2 separate regions of the Mus musculus genome follow, and region 2 is linked to region 1. Evidence: chromatin loops called from intact Hi-C (ENCODE). Cell type or tissue: left cerebral cortex. All regions are shown on one strand. Each heading gives the region's core, and the rest is flanking DNA. Links, peaks and the distances in the headings are about the cores only.

What was found. Hi-C counts contacts between places; a loop is a spot of excess contacts. Peaks named below come from ENCODE experiments on the same cell type or tissue, not always from the same donor. Only the 100,000 strongest peaks of a DNase experiment are listed, where the experiment ranks them.
Region 2: a loop joins it to region 1, with 2.8 times the contacts of the local background. A loop is called at or near these places in 11 of 42 quality-filtered maps.

The regions. Positions count from the first base shown.
Region 1 is chr3:19,211,239-19,221,851 of GRCm38, forward strand. Mtfr1 (mitochondrial fission regulator 1) reads left to right here. Exons shown (of 8, transcript NM_026182.6): 4 at 230-345; 5 at 4,233-4,465; 6 at 5,942-6,185; 7 at 6,924-7,083; 8 at 7,800-9,579. The coding sequence ends at 7,868. Among named protein-coding and RNA genes, the nearest start is that of Mtfr1, 28 kb to the left of the region's middle. In left cerebral cortex, for the core only: a CTCF peak has its summit at 5,263 (motif pointing left); DNase peaks (open chromatin) are centred at 4,606, 5,200, 5,585 and 6,037.
Region 2 is chr3:19,157,461-19,168,073 of GRCm38, forward strand. It overlaps Armc1 (armadillo repeat containing 1), which reads right to left and starts at 5,635. Exons shown (of 7, transcript NM_028840.3): 1 at 5,450-5,635; 2 at 12-232. The coding sequence starts at 194. In left cerebral cortex, for the core only: a CTCF peak has its summit at 7,981 (motif pointing left); a DNase peak (open chromatin) is centred at 5,739; H3K4me3 peaks cover 2,050 bases; H3K27ac peaks cover 789 bases.

The DNA of each region.
Region 1 (10,613 bases), core at 1,688-9,687:
TTTGTTATGATTTTAGATGAATAAAATATAAGAATCATGATGTAGAAATGGGTTAACATTAAGTTAAAATCCTGAGGTTGTGAACCAGGCCTCAGTAGCATATGGAGGCCTGCCATAGAGCTACTGCTCCACCCATGAGGTGTTAGCACCAGCCTGATGCTATGTCTTTGGTTTTTAATTTTATGTTAAATTTTACAGATAAAGGACTTTCTCTCTTTGTAACTTCCAGCTTACCAGCCATGCAACAGAATGGAGTCCCGCACACTCAGGAGAGGATGCGGTGGCATCTTTTGCTGATGTTGGATTGGTAGCCACTGAAGAAGGAGAGTGCTCAATAAGACTCAGGTGAGTCTGGAAGGCTCTGGGGCTGAGATTCAGTGTCTGCTGTTTCAAGGATGCATTGCAATACTTTAGAGCCTCATTGGATGACAGCTTGCCCTGCTCTTTTTTTTTTTTTTTTTTTAAGCACTCTTCTTTTGGATTTATTTATCAAAATCAGGAATATTCAGCCTAAGTCCTTTTGAACCACAGAATTCCCTGCCATTCAGGTTATGTTCTAGTATAAGTGGCCAGAAAGAACTGTCAGAGATAGGTTAGGTAAATAATAGTTTCACTGGAGTACAGGGATCCATCAGATCATAGAGAATTTGTATACTTGGAGAATGATCTTAAAAATTATATCAAGATGAGTTGGGGGGTCACATGAAGGAACAATGAGTATTAGAGATGTTTTCATTCATTTGAAAACTTACAAAGAATATTTACTACGTAGTCAGTCTAAGAAAGTTATGTTCACATTGCTGTTCATCACCAAAGGAAGTCAGGACAGGAACTCAAGCAGGGCAGGAACCTGGAGGCAGGAGCTGATGCAGAGTCTAGGGAGGGTGCTGCTTAATAGCTTATTCTGTGTGGTTTGCTTTCTTATAGAACCTGGGACCACCAGCCTAGGAATAGCACCACCCACAATAGGCAGGGCCCTCCCTAGTCAATCTCAATCACTAAGAAAATGCCCGTTAAGCCTGTCTGCTTACAGCTTGATCTGGGATATTGGTTCTCAAAAGGGTCTCAAGACCCTTTTGAAGGTTGAAGGATTCTTTCAACAGGGGCCGTCTAATACCATTGGAAAACCCAGAGATTTACATTACAATTCATAACAGTAACAAAATTACAGTTATGATGTAGCAACAAAAATAATTTTATGGTTGGGGGTCACTATAACACGAGGAACTGTATTAAAGGGTCGCAGCATTTGGAGGGTTTAGAACCACTGTGCTGGAGGCATTTTATCAATTATGTTCCTCCTCTCAGATGACTCCTGCTGCATCAAGTTAACATAAAACAGACCAGCACAGTAGTAAATTTAGGAATTTCAGCACATTGTACTTTAACCAGGAGTCTGTGCTCTTCTACCATAGAGTATCTGGGGGCCAAGTGAAGCAGGGAAAACATGAAGACATCTCACTAGCAGACAGAGCTGGGGTGCTGAAACAGTTTTAAAGAAACATATGACAGGTAGCTGTTTTCTGCTTTTTGAACATCTGTTCTAGATACTTTTTGTTGTTTTTATATTTAAGATTTCAATGGAAAGGAAAAGGATGCTACTTATCTGTAGGCATGTAGAAATGTAAGCCTTATTTTGTGTATGTATGTGCTGTGCAGTGAGTGCTTATTCATGTTTGTGGACATGTATGCACATATGCAAACATGCGGAGGCCAGAGGTCAGGCTCAGGTATTCTTCTAGTACATCTTGTTTTATGACAAAGTTTCCTTGGGATTGAGGCGTGCAGATCAGGTGAGGGTGCCTGGTGATTGAGCCCCAGGGACCCACCTTTCTCTGCCTCCACAGTACTGAAGTTACAAGCATGCACATCTATATCTAGCTTCTCACATGGCTTCCAGGGATCAAACTTAGCTCCACATGGCATGTCAACTAAATTACCTCCTGGCCCTCCTGTTTTTTTGAGACAGCGCCTCGTGTGGACCAATCTGCTCTTGAACTTACTGTGTAATAAAGGACAATGTTGAACTCCTACCCCTCCCTCTAGCCTGTACAAGCAGACTCCTGGGGCTGTAGGCATTATGTACTACACCCAATTTTATGGAGTATTGGTATGAAGCCAGGGTTTTGTGCATGCCAAACCATCACTTAACTGACTGGACTACATTATATCCCCATCCCTCAGGTAAGCTTTCTCTGTATAGTCCAGGCTAGCTGCCTACTCATGACCCTATTGCTTCAAGTTCTGGGATGGAGACAGGTTTTACCATGGCTAGCCTTTTGGAAGTTCTTATGAATTTATTTTTCACTCTACATTTTAAACAGATTTCCTTATCTGGTTTTCTTAGTATTAGGATAAAAAAGGAAACAGTAATCGGAGCTCTGGAATCCAAACACTTCTACACATATTCCCAATTTAAAAAGGTGCTATTATGATGTTAGGTGTGCTAAGGACTAGGGAAGAATAGGTGTTTATTTATTGCTGGTTTTTCCAACCCCAATAAGCCCATATAAAAAAACCACACAATCCAGTTATTATAGTTATAAGCTATATGCCTAGATTGGGCAGATCTACCACTATACTAACTGATTCCCCAGCTATACGACCCTTTGCTACGTGTGGTTCTGCCCCATCGTGGCCTCCTCCTCCTCCTCTTCTTCCCTTCTCCTCCCTCACTCCCCAAAAACCTCTCGTCCCACCTTTCCCTTCCACTGCCCAATCACAGGCTCTAGCTTTTATTGACTAGTTAGAATGGGGAGAAGGTTCATATGAGATCACTGGAATACCTGTGTTTGACTTTTCCTTGGGGGCAACCTCTCTTGAGGAAGCAGAATTAATATCAGAATACAAACAGCATCAGAGCAACCCACAACATTTATTATTGAAGTTTTTCCATTCCCAATCTTACAGGTGAAAAGGCAACTTGCAAACATTCTAACAACTTAAAGTATAAAGAGATTTGAACAAAACACCTAGATTCATTTCCCTAGTCAAAAGCCAAGTCATTTATACAGCTCTCAAGCAAAGTAAACAGCAGTGTCAAGTTAAGTGAAAGTTGAATTGTTAAAGGGCTTAATTGATACTGTGATTAATAACATTTGGTTGGGTGGAACAGTGTGGTTGTTCTGCATGCAATCCCAGAACTGGGGTTGTGGGTAGAAAGCGAGGCTACTGCCTAGAGAGTTTTAAAGAAGCCAGAGCTGCAGAGTGAGTGAAGCCATTCCTCAAAAACAGAAACAAAAAAGTCTGATTGCATGTGACAGAGAAGCTATGAGGACAATGATTAAAATGTGGATGTCCCCTTTTCTTGCCAATTCTTTGTTTTCTCAGAAACTTGTAAGTATAGCTGGAATTGATAGCCAGCCCGAGTGTCCTCACTGTGTGCTGCCCCTTTACCTGCTTTCACTGAAATGCCACACTGCACTGCACTGGCCTCACTCAGCACGCAGAAGGCGGCTGAGGCTTAAGTGGCTTCAGTTGCTGACTAATAGGTCTGAGGCTTTATTAACCTGCTCAGCCACATGTTCCCTAAACTGCAAAAGAAACTGGACACTAAAGTCCTTATTCCAGGCACAGGGCAGTTGTTTCTGCTTTTTAGAGTAGCTTAGGTTAGTGTCCAGCGTACTGTGCAGTCCAGGCTACTTTGAATTAGTGATCTTCATACTAGGAATTATGATTACTTCCTGTACTCATGAAGAATTCTTGCATTTTGAAGCATTCCCAGCGACTGGCATGTCCGACTTCAGGGAGCAGTGTTTCCAGTGTTCAGACTTTGACAGTGTGGGCTTGAGAGAAATGACATTAACGATTCCCCTCTCCTTTCGGCTTCTGGGATGTGGTTGGATTACATGGTTCCCATATTTCTTGTTTGATGTGCTTAGTCAAACACAGGAATTGCTGGTACTAGAAGGCAAAGCCAGGACCCTACAGAAGGGCTCAGACATTCTCGGTTTGAGCTTCCCGGTGGTTATGATTAGATTGCAATTTGGAAGATGAAATTTTTTAGGTGAAGACAAAAACAAAAGAAAACAAAACAAAACCAATCGGCAGCCTTTCCTCTTGACAGTGGTGGAGGAGCAACAGGCTCTGTAGACAGGAAAGGAGTGGGGCAGTGCTGGCATACAGCTGGGGAATAGTGACTTGTGTGATACCCTGATGAGCAGTGTGTAGGTGTCTGTCTATTCAGGTCTCCTTCACAGCCTGTGATGGCCACCTTTATGCTTTCCTTGCAGGGCAGAAGTCAGTTCCAAGCCTCCTCATGAGGATGACCCTCCTTGCTTTGAGAAGCCCCCAAGCAGGCACACTTCCTTCCCAAGCCTGTCTCAAGACAAGCCTTCTCCAGAGAGGACGCTGGCCAGCGAGGAGGCCCTGCAGAAGATCTCTGCCCTTGAGAATGAGCTTGCTGCCCTTAGAGCTCAGATTGCCAAGATTGTGACCCTGCAGGAGCAACAGAGTCCAAGTGCAGGTATGTGGCCCCTGAAGTGGCTTGTTGTGACTGGACAGTGCAAGCTGTGTCTTCTCTAGTCTTGCCTAAGACAGCACAAAACCCGATGATGTCTGTGTGACTTTAATTTGAGAAGAGTAGGGAAAAAAATCTGCTTGGCAAACTCTGAAATGCCTGCATTTGAAGTGGGCTGTTGTGAATGGCTGCTTTATGGGAAGTTTAGATTCCCCCATCTGATAACCACTCCTCTCAGACACGAGGATGTAACGTGACTTTGTGTCTGGTGAAAGGAACTGTTTCTGGGTAGGACTTGTGAGAAGCTATTTACACATGCAGGGCCTGAGGTAAACATCTGATGGTCCACTTTCCTTTCCTGCTCTAAATTGGGTATAACGGTCCTTGTATTACCAAGTCCCTGTGGCATTATGTATAGAAAGTAATAAATAAACACACAGCAGGTACCTAATGACCCTTTTCTTTCTCTTGTAGAGTAGAAACCAGTCAGGATTTCATCTAATCCTCTTGGTTTAATTTGTGTGGCACATTTTTTCCCATGGAGAAGAAACTATGGCCTTGAAATCCTAGCCTGGTAGTCTGTTGGAAAGTAGTGGTTGTTTTTCCTGTTATTTCACGGTCCTGGAGAGACACGTAGGTGCCCAGTGTCTGAATCCTGTTGCTTATGGTGCTTTGGGCACTGGGCACTAGAAGGGGAGGGGTGATCTCAGTGATTTGCATAGACATGTGCTTTGCATAGCAGGTTCTGGCTTGTTGTCTATTAACTTGAAACTGTTTTCTTTACTTCCCTCTGCTGGTAGACTAGGGAAACTACCATAAATAGGAGATAACTCTGCAGTTTGTTTTGTTGTCTTATGGTCTGAGTACTCCGGGGAAAACTGTTGTGACGTTACGATTTCCCCAAGCTCTCATTTGTATAGTTCTGCAGTAGAGACAGCCAACTTTGATTAGGCAAAAAGGGTAAATATTAGGGATTTTATTTCTTTAACACTTACTTTTTTCTTTGAAAATTAAGTGTGATACTGTTTTGTGGGACAAGGTTTTTCTTTGTATCTGAGTGACCTGGAATTCCTTATGTAGATCAGGTTGGCCTTGAATTTGGTGATCCTGCCGCTTTGTTCTCCCAAGTGCAGGGATTATAGGCATATAAACAGCTGGCATGGTCACGTGTTCGTGATACTTGTGATAGTGCTGAACTGCCTAGTATGTATTGAGGACAGATGTGTATGAGTATAGACTGCTTTATATTTCTGCTAAGAGTGGTTATGCTGCTCTCCACAAACAAGTGTGTCTAAACGTTAAAAACATCTGTGTTCATTTGCATGGGATGAGTTTGGGTTCAGAGTCAGACCTTTCTTAGTAGCTGAATTGCATTTTCCCTCTAGACTCTTTTTAAGGACATTGCTTTTAGGGATACACAAGTCTGTCACGATGTTTTCTTGCCTCTTACCAGAAAGAGTAACTTGTTTGCTTCTTTTGTAGGTTGCTTAGATTCTTCCACATCTGTTACTGTAGCACCACCACCACCACCTCCTCCTCCTCCCCCTCCCCTTCCGTTGGTACTCCACCAAAGTACGTCTGCTCTTGATCTGATTAAAGAAAGAAGAGAGCAGAGACTCAGTGCTGGAAAGACTTTGGCTACGGGCCACCCAAAGAAGCCTGACATGCCAAATATGCTTGAGATCCTTAAAGACATGAACAGTGTGAAGCTACGGTCAGTCAAGAGGTGAGGCTCCCACGTTGAATACTAGGAGTCTCAGGTTTATAACATGAGTGCTGAACCATTTTCCCTTCGAGAAATGTCTGCAGCTCTAAGAGCTCCTCTACACAGAATAGCCAAGGGCAGGGAATGGCTCCTCAATTCCACCAAGTGTCATCCTCTTGTGTGGACTCATTTGTTTTTTTGGTTTTTTATTCCCCAGACAGTTTTTTTTTTTTTTTTTTTTTTCTTTTTCCTGTATAGCCCCTGCCTTTCCTGGAAACTCACTCTGTTTCCTCACAGTCAGAGATCCACCTACCTCTGCTTCCAGAGTGCTGGGATTCAAGGCATGGACCACTAACGCCCAACTCATTTCTTAAAAAGGTTACCTGTTTTAAGAAAAGGTTCAGTATGTGTGGGAAGGTCAGAAGACGACTTGTGATTGAATCCTTGCCTTCAGTGTGAGTCCTGGGGATTGAACTGAGGTCATCCGTCTTGGTGCCTGGCACCCTCACTTGTTGAGCTCTCTCAAGAGGATGCATGCCCCCAGGCTCTCCTGGAATCACTGGGTACTTCCGGAAGATGCAGCCCTGACTTGTCCTAAGTGGCCCTTTATCTGACTCTGCACTCTCATGTTGAGCTCTAAAGTCCAAGTGTCCCTCCTACTACTAGCAGTGGCTTAGTCACCGTTTGTTGTCCACAGAGACCCTCTGAAGGACATCCACATATTGACCTGTCCCCTTGGTTTCTGCTCCTTTCTCAAAGGTCAGAGAAAGATGTAAAACCCAGGCCAGCGGATACTGACCATGCTGCCTTCATAGCAGAGGCTCTGAAAAAGAAGTTTGCATATCGACACAATAGCCAAGGAGAAACTGAAAGAGGAATTCCAAAGCCAGAGTCAGAGGCCACCTCAGAGCCAGCCCTGGTGAGTAGTAAGTAGCATGTTAGGTGGAGATCCATATCTAAGCCATTGACTTGTGTCTCCTGCTGGATGCTGCTGGACTCTGTACCAATATGGAGATTGTAGCTAGCTGGGCGGGTAAGGATCATTGATCTTTTGTTTGAAACTGGGACTTAGGAAATCCAGCGTGGACTTAAACTAGGTGTGTAGCAGGGTTGGCTTAAATCCTGATCTTGCTACCTCTACCTCTGATGCTGGGATTAAAGTAGTTGTGCCATTGTGACCAGCAAGGATGACATGTTTGTTTGTATTTCTACTTTTCTCACTGTAAAACTTAGTTTGTTTGGAAATCCAAAACTTACAGAGAAACCTAAGTGAAAAAAAGCAGAGTTTAACCCTGGGTTTCACTTTCCAATGTTAAATTTTCCCTGCAGGGTTTTATTTTTGTCTTTAGGTATAATGAAGTGAAACTCAATCTAATAATAATTTTCATTATGATAAAGTATAGTGTTTGTATTCAGATTTTAAAAGATTTACTCAAAATTAGACAGGATCATTTTCTCCTAGGGGTGCCTGGTGAGTTTTCCCAGTGAGATCTGACATAGGCTTGTGAGGTATATGCTGCACCACACAGAGACTGAGTAGACCACACGAATAGGAACTCCTTCCTGCCTGTTGTTTGCATGAAGATACTTGCTGACTTATTCCATGCTTTGGATTTTTTTTTTTTTCTTTTCCAGTTTGGCCCACATATATTGAAGTCTACAGGGAAAATGAAGGCTTTAATTGAAAATGTTCCCGACTCCTAATGGACAATGAATTCAGAAAGACTCCTGGTTCACCAGTTGGCTTGCAGAGCTGAGTTTGTCTAGGAGAAATCACCAGTATTTAGTAAATTCCTTGCTGTAGTGTTCATTGGTCTCCTTCCTTCTGAGCCCAACTAGAGGAGTAAGAAGCAGTGAAAGCAGCAGGAGGTCTGGCTTCTGAGAGGTCAGCTCTGGAGCTCTCCCTAACACACATGTACTATGTGCATGTTCTGTTCTTAACACTAAAATCTGTGCACACATTTCACCATGAATGGCATCAGAGAGGACACTGTTATCTTCCTCTTCACTGAGAGTTCACTAGTCAGTGATGGAGAGCTGGTATACTGTTATTATAGCACACTATTGGAGCTGGGAATGCCTCGGACAGGACTTGAGTATGTTCTCACTTTCTGTTTTCTGGAGCTGAGTTTACATAAACAGCAGAAGATGTTTACTGCTGAGTCTCTGTGTTGCTTTCTGTTAGAGGGAAGTGAGGACCAGGAAGGCCATTTACACCTCATTACCACCCACTACTGGGAAGCAAATGAACTTCTCAAGTAGTAACAAATCAAACTATTGAATTAAATCATTTCTTAAATAAAAGCCAGAATGTATCATCTTTCTCATCAGTTTAATAAGTGGCCCTATAAAGATGGATGATTTGTTGCTAAGTTAAAAATTGTCTTAGTTAAGGTTACCATCACTGTGATGAAACACCATGGCCAGAAGCACCTTGGGGGAGGAAATGGTTTATGTCACTCACAGTGCCATATAGCAGTTCTTCATCACAAGCATTGAGGGCAGGGACTAAGCAGGGCAGGGCCCTGGAGCCAGGAGCTGATGCAGAGGCCATGGAGGCTGCTGCTTACTGGCTTGCTTCCTATGGCCTGCTCAGCCTGCTTTCTTATAGAACCCAGGACCACCAACCCAGGGTTGGCACTACCTTCCCCATCAATCACTAATTAAGAGAAGGCCTTGCAGCCAGATCTTATGGAGGCATTTTCTCAATTGAGGTTCACTTCCTTTTAGATGACTCTAGCTGTGTCAAGCTGACAAACTAGCCACCACAATACTTCTAGAAATGTCAGCGTAATTGAATTTATAATTTTAATATACTGGTCAAAATATCCTTTATAATGAAACATTACTGAATAGATGAATAAGTTCCCTTTAAGCTATTTATTATTGGTCAGCCAATGAATTACATTATGCAGATAAACCTTCGGTGTTATTAGAAAGTAGAAAACTACCTTTGTTATCTAGGGCTTGGAAGGACTTATCTAAAGTACTTAGTAGTTTACCATGATTTTTGTGTTTCTGATAAGACTCTTTAATGTCAGAATCTCTTACCATGAGTAAATATTTGGATTATTTAAATCTAGACTATTGGTTCTTCCCAGAGTTTAGAGATGGGAAGTGTAGATAATATTGTAAGTTATTGAAGATAGGTGTTCTAAATCATACAAAGACTGGGCTATTTTTTCATAGCATATTTAGTTTAAATTGTGGTATGTTTTTGCTGTATATTGTTTCTAAATATTTTTTATGGTTTGAAAACTGTCTTTTATGAAATTCAGAAAATTTGTGTGACCACATATTTTGACCTAAGAGTTTATATTTATATCAGTATTGAATTTGGCTAGCAGTCTACTATATAAAAGTTAATATTTTAAAATAAAGTAAGCTGTTGAATTTTCTTTTGACAATACTATTATCTATTTGTATATTTATCTCCCTCTGTCTTTCCTTTGTAGCTAAATTCTTTGTGCTGATATGTTGCTGTAGGATAGCTTGTAGTGCACTTTTTTAATGAGTTTTTTTTTTTAATTTATTTATTATATGTAAGTACACTGTAGCTGATTTCAGACTCACCAGAAGAGGGCGTCAGATCTCATTACGGATGGTTGTAAGCCACCATGTGGTTGTTGGGATTTGAACTCGGGACCCTTGGAAGAGCAGTCAGTGCTCTTAACCACTGAGCCATTTCGCCAGCCCGTAGTGCTCTTTTTAAAAATTTATTTTATGTATATGAGTATTTTATGTATGTAAGTATACTGTAGCTAGCTGTTTCACCAGAAGAGGATTCCATTAAGGATGGTTGTGAGCCACCATGTGGTTGCTGGGAATTGAACTCAGGACCTCTGGAAGAGCAGTCAGTGCTCTTAACCACTGAGCCATCTCTCCTCCAGCGCCCTTGTAATGCATTTTAAAGCAGAGATACAGTCCTTAAAGAGCTGTGTTGTCTGTCACTCCCTTTTCCTCTTAGACTGGTTTGGACACAGGAGACCTCCTATACAACATAGAGCTGTGAGCGGAACAGTGCTGTAGTGACACTTTCAGAGATAGAGAATGTGAGTCAGAGCATTGGACTTGGAGCCACACATGATCTTGGACAAGTGAGTTTATTCTAGGGCCATTGAGATCGGTCTCAAAAACAAGGCTTAAAGTTTTAGTAGTTCACCTAAGGCTATTCCAGCATTTCTACACTTAACCACAAGGCCAAAAAGGCTGAAAGGTTATCATGGGATTTGTCATGCACCTTCATCCATTACTAGGGCTTCATGGCTGTGCTTTTTCCTGTTTTCTCCATTCTTAGATCCTCTCTTGAGCCTGTTTCCTGGAAATTCTGTAAGTAGGCCAGCGCTTCACTCTCTCAGCGGTACAACAAGTAGCAAAGCATAGTAATGAAGGACCCAGCATGCCGCTGTTCACTTCAGGCAGGACTAAGAGTTGTTTCTCTAGCTGAAG
Region 2 (10,613 bases), core at 1,198-9,197, 54 kb before region 1:
AAGCAACTTACAAGCAAAGCTGAGTGAACGACAGGAGGGTTTGGATGGTCCATAAATAAAATAAGGCCAGGCAAACATCCCTGATCCTGGACGATGGCTCTTCTATTTAGTGGATCTGCTGCTAAATCCCGTAGCTGGTTAACTACTGATAGAGCATCAGGTTCTTCATTCATAGTAGAAGAGGATGAATTCATCTTCTATGACATGCACATGAATAAAAGCTTCTTAAATTCTGCAACAAAAAAAAAGAGTAGAAGTCAGGTTGACAAAATCAGTCCTCGTCTGCCAAGGTAGACAAGGATTCCATTTGTCTGTTTACTTACACAGTGCAGACTGGCCTCAGACTCACTGCGCTGCTGATGCTGTCCGTGTATTATCCCCCTGCCTCTGATTCTCAAAAGCTTGGATGACAAGCAAGCACCCTCTGTGCCTAGCTCTGGTACCTTTAAGTAACTACATTATAATATCTTTAGAAAGAAGCAGATGAATCTAAATCACACACACAAAAATAAGGACTGGCAATTCTAAAGCTTGTGAAAAATAAAATGAACATAAGCTGAAGGAAGCAATCAAGTTATTTATATATGCAAAAGCACATATGCCATCCTCAATACTCCAGTAAATCCCATTTTAGCAATACATATTTTAACACTAAGGTTCCAATAAGCACGGTCTTTACGTACAAGCTTGTAACCTTTGCTCCCCTTTTCAAACTGTAACACTGCCAGGACTTTTCCCTCCTAGGACCTTTCTAGGCCTAAAAAAAAAAAAAAAAAATGCCTCAAGGCAAAGTGGTGAGCTGACAGCCTGGGTTTTTCTTACTCCTCTGTGGGGAGGGGGTGAGGAGAGATGCACAGCAAACTGTGAAATCTCCTAAAGCAAAGGAGAAGAGCAAAGGAGACCACCCTTGCCAAGCCCTGTGGCCTACCTGCAATGCAAGCTGCCTCAGACACTGAGGCAGGAAGAGCTCAAGTTCAAGGCTCCCTGGGTGACTGACTGAGACCCTGACTCAAAATGAAGACTTTGTTCAAGGAACAAGCTAAGTGGCAGAGCACTGCCTAGCACACCTTACTTAGTTTCCGAGTTCAATTCCAAAGACAGGGAAGGAAAGCAAGGGAGAGAGAGAAAGAAACAATAAAAAAGGGCTTCTCTCTAATCTGTGCCTCAACCAAGCAATCTGGGAGACCATGGTACAGGCACTCGCTGCCAAAGCTGACAACTAAGTCCCACATCTGGAACCCAAACAGAGGAACAAGAGAACCAACCCCACAACTTGTCTCTGACCTCCACCCTCCGCACATGGTGGCATACATGCACCAATATGTACATAAACCTAGATACAGTAAATGAATGCATGCTCACACACACACACACACACACACACACACACACACATACACACACACTACAACAAAGCCAAACACAGCAAACAGTGGCTTTTTCACAGTGTCCAGGCTTTGACACTGTAACACTCTGTTTTTATCTGTCATCCTTCAATAACTACTCAATGGAGATCATCCCTTAAATGTTATATATAATCTTCTCCTTCCTTTAGAATGACGTGCAGTCAAAATATCTTAAAGTTTCCAGTCCTCACACCCTGCTGATAAGGGCTCACACTGGGGTCTACCTAGGGAAGGGTCAGAAACTCAACACCAAAACAAGGAGAGTTGTAGGTCAAATGGCACAGCAATGACAACTTTTAAACGAGGTAAGAAAAGCAGGCAGGAGTTCTCGGATTTGCTCTCCAAATGACAGGTTTAACATAAAACTTCAAAGCAAGGCTATTCAATGTCAGAAGTTCATTTTATTTTAGTATCTGGATGGCATCAGGTTACAGACACCCCTTTTTGACTATGTGGCTGAACCTTTTCAAATAATCAATGTTTTAGCTGCAGATTGCTGAGCTCACATAACCAATTTTTATTTTACCTTACTTTGATTTGTGATACAAGGTCTCAGTGCACAGCCCGAGCTAACCTCCCACTCTGCTAAAGCTCCCTGAGTGCTGAGATTGCATGAGTGCATGACCACGCCTGTCAAAACAGGAAGACAGCAACTGGCCTGGGGATGAGACCCTAATTTCATTCCCTAGTGCCATAAATGCATTCAATAAAAGAAAAACAGGAGGGAGGGGCGCAAGGCAGGACGCTGGGACAAAGACACCCAATATTCTCTACCTGCTTCTGGAGTGACAGGATATCAGGGGGTTACCGCTAAAAGGTAGAACTTGGAGATGAAGAGATGGCGAGTGGTTAAAAGCACAAAGTGCTCTTGCAGAGGACCCAAGTTCAGCTCTAAACTTCCATGTTTGTTGCTCACAACCATCTGTAACTCCATTCCCAGGGTATCTGATACCCTCTTTTGGCCTCCATGAGCACATATGTAAATACATATAATTAAAAATTAATCTTTTTTAAGATAGAACTTGAAGCCCAATTTATATACTAAATATTCTTTGTTAGCTATCAACTTAAATTAACTATCAACTTAAATTGTTTAAGAGAAATATTTTCCTTCACAGGCTGGAAAACTAGTTATATGTGATTACTGCAGGAATTTTCTCCACACTTCTCTATTCCAAATTTAGCAGAAATCAAAATAAATGTAGGAAAGGAATTAATGAGAGCAACATACAATATGTATGAAGATATCATCATGGAATCCATTACTTTGTATGCTAATGTAAAAATTTATTTATTCTGTACCACACTAAAACAATAATTTTAGGGCTGGAAAGATAGTTCTCTTGATAAAGAACCTGCTATGCAACGAAAACTGAGTTTGCATTTCCAACACCAATGTGAGGCTGGATGCAGTGCTGCATGCGGTCCTAGCTAGAGAGAAACACCCAGGTGGATCCTTGGAGGCTCACTGACAGCCCCATCTCGAAGAGTAACCTGGAGGGAGCCTGAGGAAGCCCCTTGGCCTCCACACACATGCACAGACGTGCACCCTATGTGCACACATGCACAGACTGACCGTTGTGGAGATGACTGAGTGGGTAGTGCTGACTGAGCAAGCACAAGGGCCTGCACTTGAATCCCAAGCCCCAGTATAAAACAACAAAAGCAAGCACTTGGTTTTACACATCTGGTGATCCCAGTGCTGGAGCTAGAGAGGCAGGTAGAAGGCAGAGCACCGGTGAGCCAGCTTAGCTCCTCCAGGTTCCGCAAAGACCCTGCCTCAAAAAGGAAGGCTGAGTAAGAGATGGAGGAATATACTCAAAGTTGATCTCCAGCCTCCACAGCATTCATACAGACACAGACACAAGTGTGTGCACACACACAACACACATGCACACAGCAAAGAGAGACAATAATTTTTAAATAACCTGAAATGCTGTCCTGAGCACATTTATAGTAGCTAATGAACCACAAGCAAATAAAAGGTTAAAACAAAACAAATGGAAACCCTTTTCCTTCTGTAATGAACACCACATTAGCACAAACACAAGTGTGCTTGTTCATCTGTTTGCTAGTTGCATTTTCCATCAAAAGCACTAATGTCAAGAAGCGTGGACCTGACAGCGTCAAACAATACAATTTCCTTGGGCCTATCCAAATGAGTAGGTGTTTCTGAAGGCAAGACCCAAGACCTATGCACATCAAATAATTTCTGGTGCAAACAAGAGCCTGAAACTTTACACTGCTGTATAAATGAATGCCTCTGAACACAGCACTGAAAGTGGGGCTAGAGATGGCTGGACAGTTAGGAATAGTGACTGACCTTCCAGAAGACCAGGCATCAAGTCCCAGCACCCAGAAAGCAGCTTACAACTCTACCTCCAGTTCCAGGGGATCTGATGCCCTCCTTCTGGCCCCAGGCATGTGCACAGACATATATGCAGTCAAAACAGTCATAGAAAATATTTTTTAATTATTATTAAAACACTAAAAACTAAAACTCTCTGAAACACTATCTTTAACTATTGGGAATTAGGATAAGTGAGTCTGGCAGTTTGTTTCAGCTTTATTATCAAATAACCAAATGAATAAACTGGGAAAACTGGGAGTAGCAGCAATTCTACCCTTCCTTCCAAAACAAACAAAAAACAAACAAACAAACAAAAAACAACAAAAAACTAACGGGAAGATCTTCACGACAAATGGAAGAAACTGGGGGTGGGGCTTACACAGACCTTGCCAAACTGAATATAAAGAGCACAAGGTTCTTTTAATCTAACTAGCCAGCAACAGTAAATCAGCATCCCCTTTGTCTTAATTTGCTCTTTTACTTCCAAAGCCCGCACCTGGTGTCAATTACAAGACAATTATGAAACAGTTAACATTGATGTCTACTTTAAGAGTTGGGACGGCTAAGTTAAAACTCTCAAGAGACACATTCATTTTCTGAAAAGGGAAACGTCGTGCAAATGACAAAAGCTTTGTTCTCATTTTTCTGTATCTCAGTCTGAGTAGAGGTCACAGTGCATAGGACGTATGCCTTTACTTTTTCTTCTCCTTACTTAGCTCTGGCTGACCTATGTAGTTGAGATGAGCCTGAAACTAGGAGGGATCTGCCTGCCAATAGCTACCAAAGCAGGGATTAAAGGCATACCATCACGACCCAAACTTATTTTCTCTTCCTTGGCTCTATGTTGACAAACAGAACCCTTCGCAAACTTTAAGGACACTGCGATCACCTAAGGGACCTTGCCAAAAGTAAGTTCAAGCTCAGTGGGTGTAAGTGGGTCTGGGAATCTGAGATGTCCAACCAGCTTCCAGATGAGGATGCCAACGGGCAAGAAGTCTTGAAGCACGGAGTTAGAGACACGCGAGACATCAGTGTCTGGGCAGATGTCAGAAAGGTATTCCTTTTCTTATAGCTAAGAATCACCACTTAGTTAATAGAAGTATTTAGCCCTCACGTGCTAAGAGCTGCTGCGGGCACACACTTATCCTAAATCCTTAATGATTAAGCCGGGTTGAAAAGCAACTACCACTATCAAACGCCGAGACCCGATCTGGCTTCTCCTTGCAATTATAACTGTAACTCTTTTGGAATTGAATTACCGTCTCCAAGCCTCAGTTTCTTCAGGTAGCAGTTTTGAGCGGGTAACAGGGTGGGAAAAAAAAAAGGCAAGACAGTAAAATGTCTGGCAAGTACCATGCAAGCACAGAACTAACCCAGTGGGAAACTTCTACTGCAAGCGCTGAGGAGACAGTATCACCAAAGGAGCAGCTAAGTGCACAAATGCCCACCACCTGTGTACACGAGTTTCTCTTGAATGGAGGCCTGCGCGCAGAGGCTCGCAGATTTACAGAAAGAACGCCGCGACATGGACACCCGCTACTCGTAGGGCGGGCTGGCTGGTCAGAAGGAAGAGGAGAGAAGAGCACGTCCGGAGCCGTCCGAGGCAGCCCGCGGGATGCCGGCAGGAGGCGGGCGCAGCGGCCGGCCCGCGCAGCAGCGGCCCCTCGGCCCCACCTCGGCCCCGGCTACGTACCCTCCAGAGCTCCGGGCGTCCGGAGCCTGCCGCAGCATCAGAGCCGCACCCACCACGGCGGACAACGGGCGGCGAAGACCCCGAGCCACGGCCCGACTCAAAGAACCACAGGGCTGAGTCGCTGGCGGCGGAGGAGCTGCAGGCTCCGCGGTGACCCTGTCACCTCTGCTGGCTTTATTATCCCATTGGCTGAAAATGAAGCAACGTGAGGAAGGACACCCAACCAGAGGCGGGATGTTCTCAAACCTAGTAGCTCATTGGTGAGCTAGACCGGACCTATGAGGACCCAGAACACTGAATTGGAACCAAGGGCTCGCCGTCCACGGAGTGCTAAACAAATTTACAGCCATCGTGGCTCCGCGACTACAATTCCCAGGGTTCCCGCGGCAGGAAGGGCTTCTGCTTCTGTGTGCAGACACGCGAACAGAATAGTTTATCTTCAGCAAGTCTTCCAGGTCTGATAAAACAACCTGTAACCCTTCATCCACGTCTGTGCGTCTTTACCCAGAATCTTCGGACGTTTTTTTGTAGTTTTTACTATGAACGTCGACACTGTTTGGCCTCTCTGGATTTCGTTCATTTCTTTTCAGTGCTGCTTTCTAGCAAAGCGAGGGATGCGAAGTGCTTTTGTTGGGTTGGCCTAAGTGATTTGACATTGAAAAGAATTTTGTCTTTTCTCTTGTCAGAGACTTGTGTTAAGAGAGTTCTCCAGTTCATCATGAAGTTTTGTTAATGCTGTTTTCTATTTATCAAAGTAAAGACATACTTGTTTTATCGATACTAGTTACCGAGGAGTTGCTCTAGGTACGTTTTATTTTCCAAAGTATTTCTGAAATTGTTATCCAAGTCTCGCAGGCTAATCTGAAAATAATACATCCATCCACACTCCTTTTTGATCTTCGTTTCTACAATCTTATTCTGACGTGTTGCTCATACATTAAAGTTACAGGGACTTTGTTGTTATTCTTGTTACAAGGAATTTGAAAGGGCTTTAATTTGGAAAGGATGTGGAAGACACCACACCGGACTGTATTCTACGCTATTATCTCCAATATTTTGTAAGTGAATTTATAAACCAGACCGCCACGGCGGAATCTGAGCACTAAGTAGGTAAAGGCTGAAGGCAGACCATTTCAAGTTCAAGCCCAGTTTAGGCTAACTAAAGCTTCACAGAAACCTTGACTTAAAAAGAAAAAAAAAGAAGAAGAAGAAGAAGAACAAAAGAGTCCATCTCTTGAGTTTCTTAATGTTCCCGTGCTCTTGGTTATCTTATTATTAAAACCCAAAATGAAAACAAGTCCAAAGTAAAGCTTGGTAGAAAACAAGAACAAGACTCTAAATAACCATCTCACCTACAGGCAAAAGCCAGTCTGTGTGCTTTATTCACAAAGCCAAGACAGGGATTAGTGGTAAGAGAACATTGAGCCTAAATTAAAAACAGTGAATGTAGAAAGCAGGAAAAAAAAAAAAAAAAAGTAAATATACTAAGTCCAAGGGGCATACCCAGTACAGCACAACCTATCTGGCTGAGTAAGTGAAGACTTGCCCAATATTCTAATAAAAGGTGACTCAGTAATCCAGAAAGGAAAATTCGCTGTTTTTGCTAATGTTAATCTGCCTATTAAGAAAAGACATATAGTATTTTCAGAATTAGTAAGTAATGACAGGTTATTTTGAGCCAGTCGGTGAAAATATGTCTTTACCTATTGAAAATTCACCATCTGAAATTTAATGTATTCACACTGATGCCATTAAAGCTCTGCAAAGTCTAAACTTTGTGCAAAATGCCATTACCAAGAAAAGATGGCTGAAGCTAAAAAGCAAAGGTAGCCTTAACAAAACATTAATTAGTGCTTCCTAAACTCCTGTGAATGGATTACAAGCCTCAGGGAAGTCTTTTAAGTCTTTATGGATTCACATTTCTAGTTTAAAAGTGTCTGAACTTGACACCTGTGAAGTTGTGCTACCTACCATTATCAATCGTTGCTTGGGTCTAGCCACAGGACAGGCTGGTACGTAAAGTTTCTCAACCACTGTTGCTTAAGACAATATTCAGATCTCTGTAGTTTTATTTAACAATCGTCTTTTGAATACACACTCTGTGCCAGAGACAATCTTAGCTATGGTTCAAAGTGAAAAAAAAGAACAAAAAAAAAACCCCACAACCTGCTGTCCTTCTGGCATTTTGATATCAGATAATCCTTTTTCAATTTTGAAATTTTAATCTTGTTTTTAATTTTCTTACAGGTACAGATTATATCCTCCCACCCATTTCTTCTATCTCCCATTTAGTTACCCTTCCCAATTTCACTTCTACTTTAATGTTCTCTTTCATGTTCTGTATACATTCATGATTTTATGTGATTATATAAAATCTAGTGTCTTGGGGCTAGAGAGATGGCTCAGCGGTTAAGAGCACTGACTGCTCTTCCAAAGATCCTGAGTTCAATTCCCAGCAACCACATGGTGGCTCACAACCATCCATAACAAGATCTGGCGCCCTCTTCTGGAGTGTCTGAAGACAGCTACAGTGTATTTACATAAATAAATAAATCTTTAAAAAAAAAAATGTCTAGTGTCTTAGTTAGGGTTTCTATTGCTGCAGTGAAACACCAGGACCAAAGAGCAACTTTGGGAGGAAAGGATTTTCATTACTGTAGGAAAACAGGACAAGAACTCAAACAGGGAAGATCTTGGAGGCAGGAGCTAATGCAGAGACCACGAAGGGGTGCTGCTCACTAGGCCTTCTTATAGAACCCAGGACCACGAGCCCAACGGTGGAGCTACTCTCAGTGGGCTGGGCCTGCCCCCATCAATCACTAACTGAGTCTTAAAGGAGGCATGTTTCTCAATTAAGGTTTCCTACTTTCACATGACTCTGTTAGTGTGTGAAACAAGTTGACACAAGACTAGTCAACAGCCATAGGAACTACAAATGAAAGAAAATATGAGATTTATCTTCCTGAGACTGGCTTAATTAATGTAATATGATTGTCTCCAGGTATGTGTATTTTCCTACAAACAATATAACTTAATCCTTTGAGCCGGGCAGTGGTGGCGCTTGCCTTTAATCCCAGCACTCCGGAGGCAGAGGCAGGTGGATTTCTGAGTTTGAGGCCAGCCTGGTCTTCAAAGTGAGTTCCAGGACAGCCAGGGCTACACAAAGAAACCCTGTCTCAAAAAAAAAAAAAATCATAACTTAATCCTTTGTGGCGAAAAAGATCCCATTCTATGTACATGCCACAGTTTCTTCATCCAGGTGACTTGGTGCCATCATTTAACAATCATGAATAGTGCTGTATTAAACAGTAATGTGCAAATGTCTCTTTGATTGATTTATAGTTTATTGGAAACTTCTGTACCAATTTCCATGGATGCCAGACTAGTTTACAGGACAACAGCTATGAATATGAGTTCCCTTTCATTCACATCCTTGCCAGGATTAGTTCTCTGACCTTCTGATTGGTACAATAGAATCTCAAATTTGTTTTGATTTACATTTCTCACATATTGATCAGGTCTCTTCTGTATACAATTTTTGTAGACTGCTGACTTCGATTAGCCCATTTAGTAAGTAAGTGTGAGTTATTCTTTTTTTTTTATTTATTACATATTTTCCTCAATGACATTTCCAATGCTATCCCAAAAGTCCCCCATACCCCCCCCCCACTTCCCTACCCACCCATTCTCATTTTTTTGGCCCTGGCGTTCCCCTGTACTGGGACATATAAAGTTTGTGTGTTGTGAGTTATTCTTGTTCAGTTTTTTAGTTATTGTATTGTCTGGATATTAATCCAGGATGTTCTTTATTAAGTATTTCCTTTGCATCATAGGAGCCTTTCAATTTCATGAGGTCCCATTTGTCAGTTATTGAAATTATTTCCTAAGCAACTGTAATCCTATTAGAAAGCCCTTGTCTATGCTTTTTTTGGATATCTTTTGCTTTACTTTTCTTCTAACAGTTTCAAAGTCTTGGATCTTGCATTAATGTCTTTGATCTGTTCAGAGTGGATTTTTATGCAGTGTGAAAGGTAAGTATCTAGTTTCATGCTTTTATATGTGTATATCTATCTTAGTTAGGGTTTTGCTGCTGTGAACAGATACCATGACCAAAGCAGCTCTTATAAGGACAGCATTTAATTGGGACTGGCTTATAGGTTCAGAGGATTAGCCCATTATCATCAAGGCGGAAGCATGGCAGCGTCCCAGCAGGCATGGTGCAGGCGGAGCTAAGAGTGCTACATCTTCATCTGAAGGCTGCTAGCAGAATACTGGCTTCTAGGTAGCTAGGATAAGGGTCTTAAAGCCTACACCCACAGTAACACACCTACTCCACCAGGGCCACACCTTCTAGTAGGGCCACCCCCTGGGCCGAGCATATACAAACCATCACAATATCTGTTTTTATTTATTTACTTACTTACTTATTGCTGGGCCAGATGATTTCCTTGACTATTAGTGAGTTCTACACCAATGTGGGCTAAGACTATCAGACTATGAGACAAATAACCAACAGCTCGACCAGGAAGATCGCTCGGCAGCTTGCCACCGATGATGCAAGCTTGTCCTGCTCCAGATCCCTGGAATGTGTAGTTACTTTCCTCCTACTGTGAGGAAATCTTAGGAGCACAAGCAACTTAGAAGAGAATACAGTTAGATATTCAGATAGGTTAGACACAACAACAGTTGTCTAGGGCTCACCTGGAAGTCAGGGGCAGAGAGATCACATTTTTTCTACTCATAGTATTTAAATTAGGGTTTCTATTGCAGTGATAAAACACCATGACAAAAATTGACTTGGAAAAGTTTATTTCAGTTTACAAAGCTACACTACAGTCCATCAACAAAGGAACTCAAAGCAGGAGCCCTGCTTATTGGCTTCCTCATCATGGTTTGCTTAGCCTACTTGGATGTAAAATCAAGGACCACCATCCCAGAGGAGGCACTGCCCATGTAGTAGCTGGATCCTCCTACATCAATCATTAATCAAGAAAATGCCTAACAGATTTTTCCTACAGGCCAATTTTATGGAGGCATTTTCTCAATTGAGGGTCCATCCCAAGTGACTCTAGCTTATATCACACTGAAAAATAAAATAAAAAAACAGGACCATTAACCCCTTGTTAACTTTACACACCAATACAACACTATTAACAGTATCCTT